Linked DNA regions of Homo sapiens: region 2 is linked to region 1. A link is a contact called in ENCODE POLR2A ChIA-PET data. All regions are on one chromosome and are shown on one strand. Each heading gives the region's core, a stretch centred on a gene start or an enhancer-like site at or near the end of the contact. The rest is flanking DNA. Distances are from core to core; before and after follow the strand shown.

Evidence for each region. ChIA-PET counts read pairs that join two places held with the same protein, here RNA polymerase II (POLR2A).
Region 2: POLR2A ChIA-PET joins it to region 1 with 23 read pairs in OCI-LY7. The contact joins two enhancer-like sites. POLR2A ChIA-PET finds 5 or more read pairs at or near these places in 2 of 52 experiments (AG04450 and OCI-LY7).

What each region holds. Positions count from the first base shown.
Region 1 is chr1:40,572,089-40,579,017 of GRCh38, forward strand. No RefSeq gene overlaps it. Among named protein-coding and RNA genes, the nearest start is that of ZNF684, 44 kb to the left of the region's middle. Within about 2 kb of position 2,868, at least 2 of the 41 ENCODE cell types and tissues checked have a DNase peak (open chromatin) inside an H3K27ac peak, as active enhancers do.
Region 2 is chr1:40,964,487-40,971,415 of GRCh38, forward strand. No RefSeq gene overlaps it. Among named protein-coding and RNA genes, the nearest start is that of CTPS1, 12 kb to the right of the region's middle. Within about 2 kb of position 3,370, at least 9 of the 41 ENCODE cell types and tissues checked have a DNase peak (open chromatin) inside an H3K27ac peak, as active enhancers do.

The DNA of each region.
Region 1 (6,929 bases), core at 1,618-4,117:
AGACTCCATTTTGTTCTGTACTAAGAAAAATTCTTCTGCCTTGAGATGCTGTTAATCTGTAACCTTGCCCCCAACCCCGTGCTCTCTGAAACATGTGCTGTGTCCACTCAGGGTTAAATGGATTAAGGGCTGTGCAAGATGTGCTTTGTTAAACAGAAGCTTGAAGGCAACATGCTCATTAAGAGTCATCACCACTCCCTAATCTCAAGTACCCAGGGGCACAAACACTGCGGAAGGCCGCAGGAACCTCTGCCTAGGAAAGCCAGGTATTGTCCAAGGTTTCTCCCCATGTGATAGTCTGAAATATGGCCTCGTGGGAAGGGAAAGACCTGACCGTCCCCTAGCCCGCACCCCCGTAAAGGGTCTGTGTTGAGGAGGATTAGTATAAGAGGAAGGAACGCCTCTTTGCAATTGAGACAAGAGGAAGGCATCTGTCTCCTGCCCGTCCCTGGGCAATGGAATGTCACGGTATAAAACCCGATTGTATGTTCCATCTACTGAGATAGGGGAAAACCGCCTTAGGGCTGGAGGTGGGACATGCGGGCAGCAATACTGCTCTTTAAGGCATTGAGATGTTTATGTGTATGCATATCTAAAGCACAGCACTTAATTCTTTACCTTGTCTATGATGCAGAGACCTTTGTTCACATGTTTATCTGCTGACCTTCTCTCCACTATTATCCTATGACCCTGCCACATCCCCCTCTCCGAGAAACACCCAAGAATGATCAATAAATACTAAGGGAACTCAGAGGCTGGCAGGATCCTCCATATGCTGAACGCTGGTCCCCTGGGCCCCCTTATTTCTTTCTCTATGCTTTGTCTCTGTGTCTTTTTCTTTTCCAAGTCTCTCGTTCCACCTAACGAGAAACACCCACAGGTGTGGAGGGGCAACCCACCCCTTCAGCTGGAACCTGGGAGATGGAAGTTGCAGTGAGTTGAGATCAAGCCACTGGATACCAGCCTGGGCGACAGAGCAAGACTTTGTCTCAAAAAAAAAAAAAAAAAGAAAGAAAGAAAAAGAAAAAGAAAAAGAATAAAAGAAAGAAAATCAATGTAATGTACACTTATATAAACATTAACTCAAAATGGATCATAACAAAACTATGCGATTTAACACATCCTCAAAAAGTTACACGGAAAGTTTCCAAATGGCCCAGCAACTCCACTCCTAAGCATACTCAAGAGAAATGCAAACGTACACCCACACAAAAACCTGTACACAAATGTTCATAGCAGCAGTGTTCATATCAGCTAAAAAGTTGAAACAACCGAAATGTTCGTCAACTGATGAGTGGATCAATAAAACATGGTATATACACACAATGGAATATTATGAAGCTATAAAAAGAAATCAAGTACTGATATCTGCTACAACATGGATGAATCTTGAAAACATGCAAAGTGAAAGAAGTCACAGAAGAACACATATTGTATACTTCCATTTACATAAAATGCCCAGAATAGGCAAATTTACGGAGACAGGGTGGGTTAGTGGTTAGTGGTTTAGGACTAAGGGTGGGAAGTAGGGAAGAGGATTGATTGGTAATGGGTATGAAGTTTCTTTTGGGGTGAATGATAATGTTCTAAAATTAGTTTGTAGTGATGGTTATACGATCCTGTGAATATACTAAAAAACATTGAGGCTGGGTGTGGTGGCTCACGCCTGTAATCCCAGCACTTTGGGAGGTCAAGGTGGGTGGATCACCTGAGGTCAGGAATTCAAGACTAGCCTGACCAACATGGTGAAACCCTGTCTCTACTAAAAATATAAAAATTAGCCTGGTGTGGTGGTGGGCGCCTATAATCCCAGTTACTTGGGAGGCTGAGACAGGAGAATTGCTTGAACCCGAGAGGCGGGGGTTGCAATGAGCCAAGATCTCACCACTGCACTCCAGCCTGGGCAACAGAGCGAGACTCCATCTCAAAAAAAAACCAAAAACCAAAAAAATTTACTTTACATTTTAAATGAGTGACTTGCATGGCATGTGAATTACATTCTAATACAGCAATTAAAAAAAAAAAAAAAGACCAGAGGCCCAGTGTGGGGGCTCATGCCTGTAATCCCAGCACTTTGGGAGGCGGAGGTGGGCAGATCACCTGAGGTCAGGAGTTCCAGACCAGCCTGGCCAACATGGTGAAACCCCGTCTCTACTAAAAATACAACAATTAGCCAGGTGTGGTGACACATGCCTGTAATCCCAGCTACTAGGGAGGCTGAGGCAAGAGAATCACTTGAACCCCAGAGGCGGAGGTTGCAGTGAGCCAAGATCGTGCCACTGCACTCCAGGCTGGGTGACAGAACGAGACTCCAGCTCAAAAAAAAAAAAAAAAAAAAAAAAAAAAAAAAAAAAAATCAGAGACCTGAATGTAAAACATAAAATTATTATAAAACTCTTAGAAAAAAAATAGGAGAAAATCTTTATAAGCTTTAATTAAGCAAATATTTTTTTTTTTTGAGAGCATCTCACTATGTTGCCCAAGCTCCCTTCAAACTCCTGGGTTCAAGCAATCCTCCCATCTCAGCCTCCTGAGAAGCTGGGACTACAAGTGTGTGCCAAAGAGCTGTAACATATAATATCAAAAGCACAATCCATGAAACAAAAAATTGATAAATTGGATTTCATCAAAATTTAAAGCATTTTATCAGTGAAGGACATTGTTAAGAGAATAAAAAGACAATTGAGAGGAAAACAGTTGTATGACACATCATACAAAGCCATATGATATGGTTTGGATTTCTGTCTCCGCCCAAATCTCATGTCAAATTGTAATCCCCAGTGTTAGAGGAGGGGCCTGGTGGGAGGTGATTGGATCATAGGGGCAGATTTCCCCTTGCTGTTCTCATGATAGTGAGTGAATTATCACAAGATCTGGTTGTTGAAAAGTGTATAGTACCTCCCCTTTCACTCTCTTCCTCCTGCTCACAAGAGGTGCCTGCTTCCCCTTTGCCTTCTGCTATGATTGTAAATTTCCTGAGGCCTCCAGAGTCATGCTTCCTGTACAGCCTGTGGAACCTGAGCCAATTAAACCTCTTTTCTTTTTTCCTTTTTTTTTTTTTTTTTTGAGATGGAATCTCACTCTTGCTCAGGCTGGAGTGCAGTGGCGTGATCTCGGCTCACTGAAACCTCCACATCCCAGGTTCAAGCGATTCTCCTGCCTCAGCCTCCTGAGTAGCTGGGATTACAGGCGCATACCACCACGCCTGGCTAATTTTTGTATTTTTAGTAGAGACGGGGTTTCACCATGTTGGTCAGGTTGGTCTTGAACTCCTAACCTTGTGATCCACCTGCCTCAGCCTCCCTTTCTTTATAAATTACCCAGTTTATGGTATTTCTTTATAGCAGTACAAGAACAGATTAATATACCATATATTTAGAATATATCTGTTTAAAAACCCTGTCAGGCTGGGCTTAGTGACTCATGACTATAATCCCAGTGCCTTAGGAGAATGCAGGGAGAGGATTGCTTGAGACCAGGAGTTTCAGGCTGCAGTGAGCTATGATCATGCCACTGCACTCCAGCTTGGAAGACAGTGCCAGAACCTGTTCTCTGAAAAATAAATAAATAACCTTGCAAAACTTGACAATAAGGAAACACATGATCCAATTTTTAAAAGAAAGAAACAATATGAATGGATGTTCACCAGAGAATATATACAGATAGCAAATAAACATCTCAAAAGATGCTCAACATCATTAGTTATTAGAGAAATGCAAATTTAAAACAAAATGAAACATTATTACACGTCTGCTTGATATTTATTGCTGTGTAACAAATTACCCCAAAACTTAGTGGCTAAAACAACATGATGTTTATCTCAGTTTCTGTGGGTCAAGGATCCAGGAACAGCTTAATTGGGTTCTCTGCCTTAGAGTCCCTCACAAGGCTCCAATCAAGTTATTGGTTGGGGCTGTGAACGCCAATGAAGGCTGGGAGGCTGGAGGGAAAGGATCTTCTTCCAAGCATGATTATTCACAGGATTCAGTTACTTGAGGGCTGTTGGACTGAGGGCCTCAGTTCCTCGCTAAGGAACAGTGGAGTTCCTCCACTGTTGGTTGGAGATGGCCTTCAGTCCCTTGCCAGGGTTGACCCTTCCCATCAGATCAAGCACGCAAGAGGAGCCAGCAAGAGAAGTCCAGCAAGACAGAAGCCACAGTCTTTTGTAATGTGATCCCAGAAGCAACACCTCATCACTGTTGCCATATTAATTTCCATTTAAGAAAGTGAAAGGGAAATTAATATTGTTAGTATTTCTTCTTCTATTCATTAGAACCAAGGTATTAGGTTCGGCCCAAACTCAAGACGAGGAAATTATCCAAGGGTACAATTACCTGGAGGCATGAATACCATGGGAGCCATGTCAGAAGCCTCCTACCATGTGCCCTTTTGAGATTAGCTAAAATTTGAAAATACTGACAATACCAAGTGTTAGCAAGGGTTCAAAGCAACAGGAATTCTCATACATTGCTGGTGGGAATGCAAAATGTCACAGCCACTCTGGAAAACAGTTTGGCACTTTCTTAAAAAGTTGAACATATATCATGTTACCCAGCAATCTCACTTCTAGGTATTCATTCTAGGGAATGGAAAATGAGAACACATGGACACAGGGGCACACATCACTGGGGACTGTCAAGGGGTGGGGGCAAGGGGAGAGAGAGCATTAAGACAAATACCTAAAGCATACGGGGCTTAAAACCTAGGTGATGGGTTGATAGGTGCAGCAAACCACCGTGGCACATGTATACCTATGTAACAAACCTGCATATTCTGCACATGTATCCCAGAACTTACAGTAAAATAAAATAAAAATAAAAATAAGAACTTATATCCAACAAAAACCTGTATACAAATGTTTCTAGCAGCATTATTCATAATCATCCAATGCTGGAACCAACTCAAATGTCCTTCAGTGAGTGAATGAATAAAAAAATTGTGGTATATCCATTAAAGTTACTACCCAGCAGTGAAAAGGACTTAATTATTAATAAATGCAACAACATGGATAAATCTAAAATACTAAGTGAAAGAACCCAATCTCCAAACTCATCTCACACACATAATGTGTGATTCCATTTATATTGTTACTGGCAGAGGGTGTCCAAGTTCTTGGTGTCTTGAGCAAAGAATTGCGCAAAACACACAAACAAAGCAAGGTAAGAATGAAGCAACAGAAGCAGAAATTTATTGAAAATGAAAGTACACTCCATAGTGTGGGAATGGCCCGAGCATAGGGGCTCAAGGGCCCCGTTAAGAATTTGGGGGAGTTTACCCATTTACAATTGCTACAAAGAGAATAAAATACCTAGGAATCCAACTTACAAGGGATGTGAAGGACCTCTTCAAGGAGAACTACAAACCACTGCTCAGTGAAATAAAAGAGGACACAAACAAATGGAAGAACATTCCATGCTCATGGATAGGAAGAATCAATATTGTGAAAATGGCCATACTGTCCAAGGTAATTTATAGATTCAATGCCATCCCCATCAAGCTACCAATCACTTTCCTCACAGAATTGGAAAAAACTACTTTAAAGTTCATATGGAACTAAAAAAAGAGCCTGCATAGCCAAGACAATCCTAAGCAAAAAGAACAAACCTGGAAGCATCACGCTACCTGACTTCAAACTATACGACAAGGCTACAGTAACCAAAACAGCATGGTACTGGTACCAAAACAGATATATAGACCAATAGAACAGAACAGAGGCCTCAAAAATAACACCACACATCTACAACCATCTGATCTTTGACAAACCTGACAAAAACAAGAAATAGGGAAAGGATTCCCTATTTAATAAATGGTGCTTGGAAACCTGGCTAGCCATATGTAGAAAGACGAAACTGGATCCCTTCCTTACACTTCATACAAAAATTAATTCAAGATGGATTAAAGACTTAAATGTAACACCTAAAACCATAAAAACCCTAGAAGAAAACCTAGGCAATACCATTCAGGACATAGGCATGGGCAAAGACTTCATGACTAAAACACCAAAAGCAATGGCAACAAAAGCCAAAATAGACAAGTGGGATCTAATTAAACTAAAGAGCTTCTGCACAGCAAAAGAAACTACCATCAGAGTGAACAGGCAACCTACAGAATGGGAGAAAATTTTTGCAATCTACCCATCTGACAAAGGGTTAATATCCAGAATCTACAAAGAACTTAAACAAATTTACAAGAAAAAAACAACCCCAGCAAAAAGTGGGCAAAGGATATGAACAGACACTTCTCAAAAGAAGACATTTATGCAGCCAACAGACACATGAAAAAATGCTCATCATCACTGGTCATCAGAGAAATGCAAATCAAAATCACAATGAGATACCATCTCATGCCAGTTAGAATGGTGATCCATTAAAAAGTCAGGAAACAACAGATGCTGGGGAGGATGTGGAGAAATAGGAATGCTTTTACACCGTTGGTGGGAGTGTAAACTAGTTCAACCATTGTGGAAGACAGTGTGGTGATTCCTCAAAGATCTAGAACCAGAAATACCATTTGACTCAACGATCCCATTTCTGGGTATATACCCAAAGGATTATAAATAATGCTACTATAAAGACACATGCACACGTATGTTTATTGTGGTACTATTCACAATAGCAAAGACTTGGAACCAACTCAAATGTCCATGGATGATAGACTGGATTAAGAAAATGTGGCACATATACACCATGGAATACTGTGCAGTCATAAAAAAGGATGAGTTCATGTCCTTTGCAGGGACATGGATGAAGCTAGAAACCATCATTCTCAGCAAACTATCACAAGGATAGAAAACCAAACACTGCATGTTCTCACTCATAGGTGGGAATTGAACAATGAGATCACTTGGACACAGGGCGGGAAACATCACACACCAGGGCCTGTTTGGGGGTGGGGGCTGGGGAAGGGATAGCATTAGGAGAAATACTTAA
Region 2 (6,929 bases), core at 2,120-4,619, 390 kb after region 1:
AGTGAGGCAAGATCGTGCCACTGCACTCCAGCCTGGGTGACAGAGTGAGACTCCGTCTCAAAAAACAAAAAACATAACAGAATTTTATTTCCCTCTCAGGTCACAATACAACTGTTAAGTAGTCCCGGGATGAGGGCGTGTCTCTGTAGCTCATCACTAGAATGCATCCGCCCAGCAGAAGGCAAAAGAAACCATCATCTATCTAGTTTTAAGTACTTTTATTGTTGCATTTGACATGTATTGTTATTTCCCAGTTCCCAGACTAGAGGCTCTGGGGTCAGGTAGCATCTGTCATTAGACAGCTGAAAACAGCAGCAGTTTTGGAGACAGACAGATAGATGGAGGTTCAAACCCCATCTCTGCTGATTATAAGCTGGGGATTTGGGAAGGTGTTTATCCTTCCTAAGCCTCAGTTTCCTCATCCATGAAATGGAGAGGAGAGAAACAACCTTAAAGGGCTGTCAGGAGAATTAAACGATGGGCATAGGTAAAGCATCCAGGACTGCATCTGGCATACGGCATGTGCTCAAGGGAGCTGAGGCTTAATCTGTCTCCTGGGTGCCTGGCACAGAGTCTGGAACAGGTGGGCCTGCATTTGGGTTGGTGGAGATGAACAGAAGTGAATTGGGCTCAGGGAGGGATGTTAATTCCCTAGCTCATCAGGCCTGTCCTGTGGGAACAGCAGGCTCTGGCAGCCACAGAAAGCCAGAGGTGAAGATTTCAGGAATGGAATTGGACAGGGTGATGTGCCCTGGAGGACTGAGGACATGGGCAAGGAGATGACAGCCTCCGCCACACCAGCTAATTTAACTTATGTTTTGGGAGAGAAATCTCTGGCTAGACCCTAAATGGAATCTGGGATGGGGAGGGACTGTTATCAGAAGTGGGCTGTGGCAAGCAGAAAAGAGTGATTGTCCTCTAGGCCTGAGGTGGGGTCAGGCTGCAGTGGACTTCTACCTGTCTCAGCAAATCTATTCTCCATTCCTCCCACACCGATAGACTCGACCTCGGGAGGTGATCGCCCTGCTAGGGACTACATTTCATGGCCTCCCTGCGGCTAAGATGTGGCCCTCTGCCTAAATGTGACAGAAGGGGAGTGGAAAACTTCTCCGTTACTTGCTTCAGAGGAAATTGTCCTTCCTCTGCTTCCTTTCTCTCCTCATTCCTGCGGAGATGTAAACGCAGACATGGCAGGAACCCAGCCTTGACCACGCGGATGAGGACAGCGCCCTGAGGGAAGGCACAAGGGGCGGCAGTTTCTCTTCTGCCTGGAAGAAAGACCTAGGTGAGGGCTGCGGCAGCCCCTGAGAGTGAGCAGTAGCAAGGCTTGGTCTATCACTGGCTGTGGGTGCGGGACTCTGCCAACCAGAATGGGAAGCCCAGAAGCTGCCAGAGAAAGAAAGGCAAGTAGCAGATCTACAACCTGGAAGGATTGGAAATTTAACATGACAGTTACAAGTGGAAACGTGGATGGTGTTTTAGTTGGGATATGCATTCAGCCGAAAAAACAGAGACCCAGACTTGCAGTAGCTTAAGCAAGGTAGAAATTATTTCTCTCTTGCCCAAGTGTCCACGCGTGAGCAGAGTCTGGGTCTGGTATGGTTGCTCCTTGGTGGCAGGGCCTGAGCTGCTTCTGTCTTGTTGCTTGTGTTGGTCCAAGTTTTATTTTCCACTTGGTTAAGCAGGAACTATATTTGTCAGAAGCTCCCTCCCTATGTAGTGGGATCTGGCCCACAGAGGAACTGGGATGAGAATGGGGAGGTGGAAGTGAAGGAACGGCCATTGTTTCCTGAAGGGGAGATTTGGTGACAGACAGATGCAGAGGTGTTTGGTGGGCTCCAGCTTGTCCTTACTTTCCTCTGCCCCACATTCAGCACCTCTTTCCCAATTCTGGGCCTGCTGACCACAGTGGCCCCAGGCCTGCCACCAGAGGCTTGGACTCACTCAAGAGGTAGCTACATAGGGGCTACAGTTTCCCAAAGACCTCTCCACAAGCTCCCCCTTTCAGTGGCTGAACGTACCTGGCTTCTTAGATTTCCCAGCACGCTCCAATGTATCCACCATGATAGTTCTTCAGGATTGTGACTCACCCCATCTTTGATCCCCTATTTCCCCACTCCAGACCATAATCTCCTCAGCTGCGCAAAGTCTAATTCCTGTTATCAATCCTTCATCCCAGCCGTGTAAATCAAAGTGATCCTCAGTTTTCTCCACTGCTGGCTGGGGTTTTGGCTATTTATTTATTTAGTCTACTCAGTCTTCATTCATTCATCTAATTTCTTGCTTCCAGAAGTTTTACTCCTGTCACCTTTCCTGTTCTCCCTGCCTTTAGAGATCTATGTTTTTTTCAAACGTTGCTATAGTTTTAGTGAGGTTTCAGAGGGGAGGGAAATTCAATGTTTGTTCAGTCTACCATCTTAACCCAGAAGTCTTCTCAACACTCTGTCTTCCTTCGTATGCAATAGGCTGTTTGCTGTTGTTGGTTTTCTTTTAACTTTTTAAATTAAAAAAAAAATTTAAGGCAGGCGTGGTGGCTCACGCGTGTAATCCCAGCACTTTGGGAGGCCGAGGCGGGCAAATCACTTGAGGTCAGGAGTTCGAGACCACCCTGACCAACATGGAGAAACCCTGTCTCTACTAAAAATACAAAATTAGCTGGGCATGATGGCGCATGCCTGTAATCCCAGCTACTTGGGAGGCTGAGGCAGGAGAATCGCTTGAACCTGGGAGGCAGAGGTTGTGGTGAGCCGAGATCATGCCATTGCACTCCAGCCTGGGCAACAAGAGCGAAACTTTGTCTCAAAAAAAGAAAAAATTTAAATTTCTTTAGAGTTGCTCTTTTTCAGAGCCTTGCTCTGTTGCCCAGCCTGTAGTGCTGTGGTGCCATCACAGCTCACTGTAACTACAAACTCTTGGGCTCAAGCCATCCTTCTGCCTCAGCTTCCCAAGTACCCGAGACTACAGGACTACAGGCATGCACCACCATGCCTGGCTAATTTTTAGTGTTTTTGCAGAGACAGAGTCTTGCTATGTTGCCCAGGCTAGTCTTGAATTCCAGGCCTCAAGTGATCCTCTTACCTCAGCCTCCCAAAGTACTCGGATTACAAGTGAGAGTCACCAGGCCCAGTCTGTTTGCAGTTTCCTAAACAGACTGAGCCTCCTGCCTCTGTGACTCAGCACATGATCACCCCTCCCTCTATTGTACCCCCCAAACCCCTACCCTGCCAGCCTGGCCTCCCTTCTTCCCTATATTGATGCCTGCCGATCCTTAGAGACAGTTCTCTGGGAAGCTTTTTCTGGTGCTGTGGGTGTGTTAGGTGCCCTTTCTATGAGTCCTAAAGCACCCCACCACTTTCCTCCACTACTGTACTGCTCCTTTCTCAGTACTGTAATTGTCTTTGTAACCCTGGTGTCTGCAACAATGCCTGGAATATGAGCAATGCCAATAAATATTTGGTAAATGAATCAACGAAAAAGATACCCGTTCTGCAGACTCCTTTGCTTTGTTTGCATAATGAGAATCAGAGGAAGATAATGTTTACCTAAAAAGGAAGAGGATCTGGCATGCAGGAGGGAGAGAGGAAACATGTACAACTTAAAGGAGCCAAGTAAAATGTTGTGAATTTTACTATTCTTAAATGATTCTCAGCTGGGCGCAGTGACTCACACCTGTAATCCCAGCACTTTGGGAGACAGAGGCAGAGGCATGCGGATCACAAGGTCAGGAGCCTGGCCAATATAGTGAAACCCCGTCTCTACTAAAAATACAAAAATTAGCCAGGCGTGGTGGTATGCGCCTGTAGTTCCGGCTACTCGAGAGGCTGAGGCAGAATCACTTGAACCCGGGAGGCGAAGGTTGCAGTGAGCCAGGATTGTGCCACTGCACTCCAGCCTGGGCGACAGAGCGAGACTCCATCCCCCATCACCCCCCCAAAAAAGATTCTCAGAACTTTAATAGATGACCATACTATTCTAAGTTTAGCTGTAAAAAGAGCCTTGAGAAAACTAATCTATGGTATTCAAGGTCAAGGTAGTGTTTATGCTTGGGGAAGTGGTAATTGGAAGGGGAACTAGTAGGAGCATCTGGGTGTGGGCAATGTTCTGTTTCTTGGCCTGGGTACTGGTTCCATGAGTGTGGCTAAATACATAAAGATTCATCATGTTGTACACTTATGATTTTACACTTTTTGTATTTCTGTTATACTTCAAAAAAAGTTTACAAAATATAAAATTTTTTAAACGGCAAAACTACAGCATAAACCATTCCTAAACCTCTTTCTCCAGAACACATCATCTCCATCACATCATGCTTGTCAGTCTTTCCAGGTCTTTAAATCTCCAAACAGATGGGTGGGGTTTTTTTCATATCCTCTTGAGTTCAGATTAAATATATATTGAATGCAATTATTTTAAAAGGTTGGGTCATTTAAAAAACTCTCATTATGGGCTGGGCACAGTGGCTCACGCCTGTAATCCCAGCACTTTGGGAGGCTGAGGCGGGCGGATCACGAGGTCAGGAGATTGAGACCATCCTGGCTAACACGGTGAAACACCGTCTCTACTAAAAATACAAAAAATTAGCCAGGCATGGTGGCGGGCGCCTGTAGTCCCAGCTACTCGGGAGGCTGAGGCAGGAGAATGGCGTGAACCCGGGAGGCGGAGGTTGCAGTGAGCCAAGATCGAGCCACTGCTCTCCAGGCTGGGCGACAGAGCAAGACTCCGTCTCAAAACCAACCAACCAAACAAACAAACAAAAACCAAACCAAACAAACAAAAAAAACCCTCTCATTATGTACAACAGGAATCAAGGTGCTAATTATATAAACGTGGGAGTTGTTGGATACCCTATGAGTCCATATTTTCTCACAGATTTAAAAGGTGTTTTTCACATGATCATCGTACTCATGACAGGGGCATGAGTTGTTGCTCTTGGAGGCAGCAATATCTCTTAGATAGATCTTGGATACAGATATCTGGAGACCCAGAATTATAACTATTGAGTTTTAAAAATGTATTGTGGCTGGCCCTAGATTTTGAAATTATAACTATTGAGTTTTATGCACATATTATGGCTCCATTAAGGGCTTGCTGGATGAAAATCTTTCTGAAGATTTTCCAACCACAGTCTGGTTGGAAGCGGGTGGTGGAAGCTTGAAGCTCTGTTTGCATAATGAGTGCAGTTTTTATGTTGATTGTATGTTTGAGGTGGTTCTCCCAGGGCTTATGGAAGTTTTTTTTTGTTTTGTTTTTTTGAGACGGAGTCTCGCTGTTGCCCAGGCTGGAGTGCAGTGGCATGATCTCGGCTCACTACAGGCTCCCCTCCTGGGGTTCACGCCATTCTCCTGCCTCAGCCTCCCGCGTAGCTGGGACTAGAGGTGCCTGCCACCTCACCCGGCTAATTTTTTTTATTTTTAGTAGAGACGGGGTTTCACCGTGTTAGCCAGGATGGTCTCTATCTCCTGACCTCGTGGTCTGCCCGCCTTGGCCTCCCAAAGTGCTAGGATTACAGGCGTGAGCCACCACGCCCGGCCCGGCTTATGGAAGTTTTATGGAGGCTTTACCACCCCTTCTTGGGGCTACTGAAGCTGAAAAGGGGCAGTTCTTTCTTTTGATCTAGAAAGTGGCAAGTGCAGATCATCTCAATAAGATGTTTTAAATCTTGCGGCAAAGGAATAAAGAGACGGTTCTGGGCCGGGTGTAGTGGCTCATGCCTGTAATCCCAGCACTTTGGGAGGCCGAGGCGGGCGGATCACAAAGTCAGGAGATCGAGACCATCCTGGCCAACATGGTGAAACCCTGTGTCTACTAAAAATACAAAAAATTAGACGGGCATGGTGGTGCACACCTGTAGTCCCAGCTACTCAGGAGGCTGAGGTGGGGGAATCGCTTGAACCCACAAGGTGGAGATTGCAGTGAGCTGAGATCGCGCCATTGCACTCCAGCCTGGCTACAGAGTGAGACTCCGTCTCAAAAAAAAAAAAAAAAAAAAAAAGAGGCGGTTCTGGAGATCAGGTGAGGGGTACCTAATTAGCCAGAGAGGCTTGGAGGGGTTCTCACAGATGGGGTTGCTGAAACAAGTCTTGTTTGCCATGTGTTTTTGAACCCTAAAGTCAGAATATATGATCTAAAAAGTATTCATTTCCTTATTCTTTCTTTTCTTTTCTTCTTTCTTTTCTCTCTCTCCTTCTTTCTTTCTTTTTTTTGTCTTGCTCTATCACCCAGGCTGGAGTGCAGTAGTGTGATCATGGCTCACTACAGCGCTCAAGTGATCCCCCACCTCAGTCTCCCGAGTAGCTGGGACTACAGGCACTTGCCACCAGTCCTGGCTAATCTTTTTTAAAATGTTTTTGAAGAAATGAGGTCTCACTATGTTGTCCAGGCTGGTCTCAAACTCCTGGGCTCAAGCAATCCTCCTACTTAGGTCTCTCAAAGTGCTGGGATTACAGGCACTGTAAATGTGCCTAGCCCATTTATTTTCAGTAAGTCTCATAGGGGTACAATAACAAAATCACAGTTACATATGTACACATTTTATTAACAATAGCTACATTCCAAGAAATCAGAACTAGCTCACCAAATATGGGTTGTATGGTGATGTTAACTATGGTCTATTTTTCAACTAAGAATTCCTTCTTATGTTTGACAGCATATTTTAAAAAGTGGCTTTTTCTTTCTCTTTTTTTTTTCAGACAGAGTTTTGCTCTTGTTGCCCAGGCCGGAGTGCAATGGTGCGATCTCGGCTCACTGCAACCTCTGCCTCCCGGGTTCAAGCGATTCTCCTGCCTCAGCTTCCCGAGTAGCTTGGATTACAGGCATGCGCCATCATGCCCGGCTAATTTTGTATTTTTAGTAGAGACGGGGTTTCTCCATGTTGGTCAGGCTGGTCTCAAACTCCCGACCTCAGGTGATCTGCCCACCTCAGTCTCCCA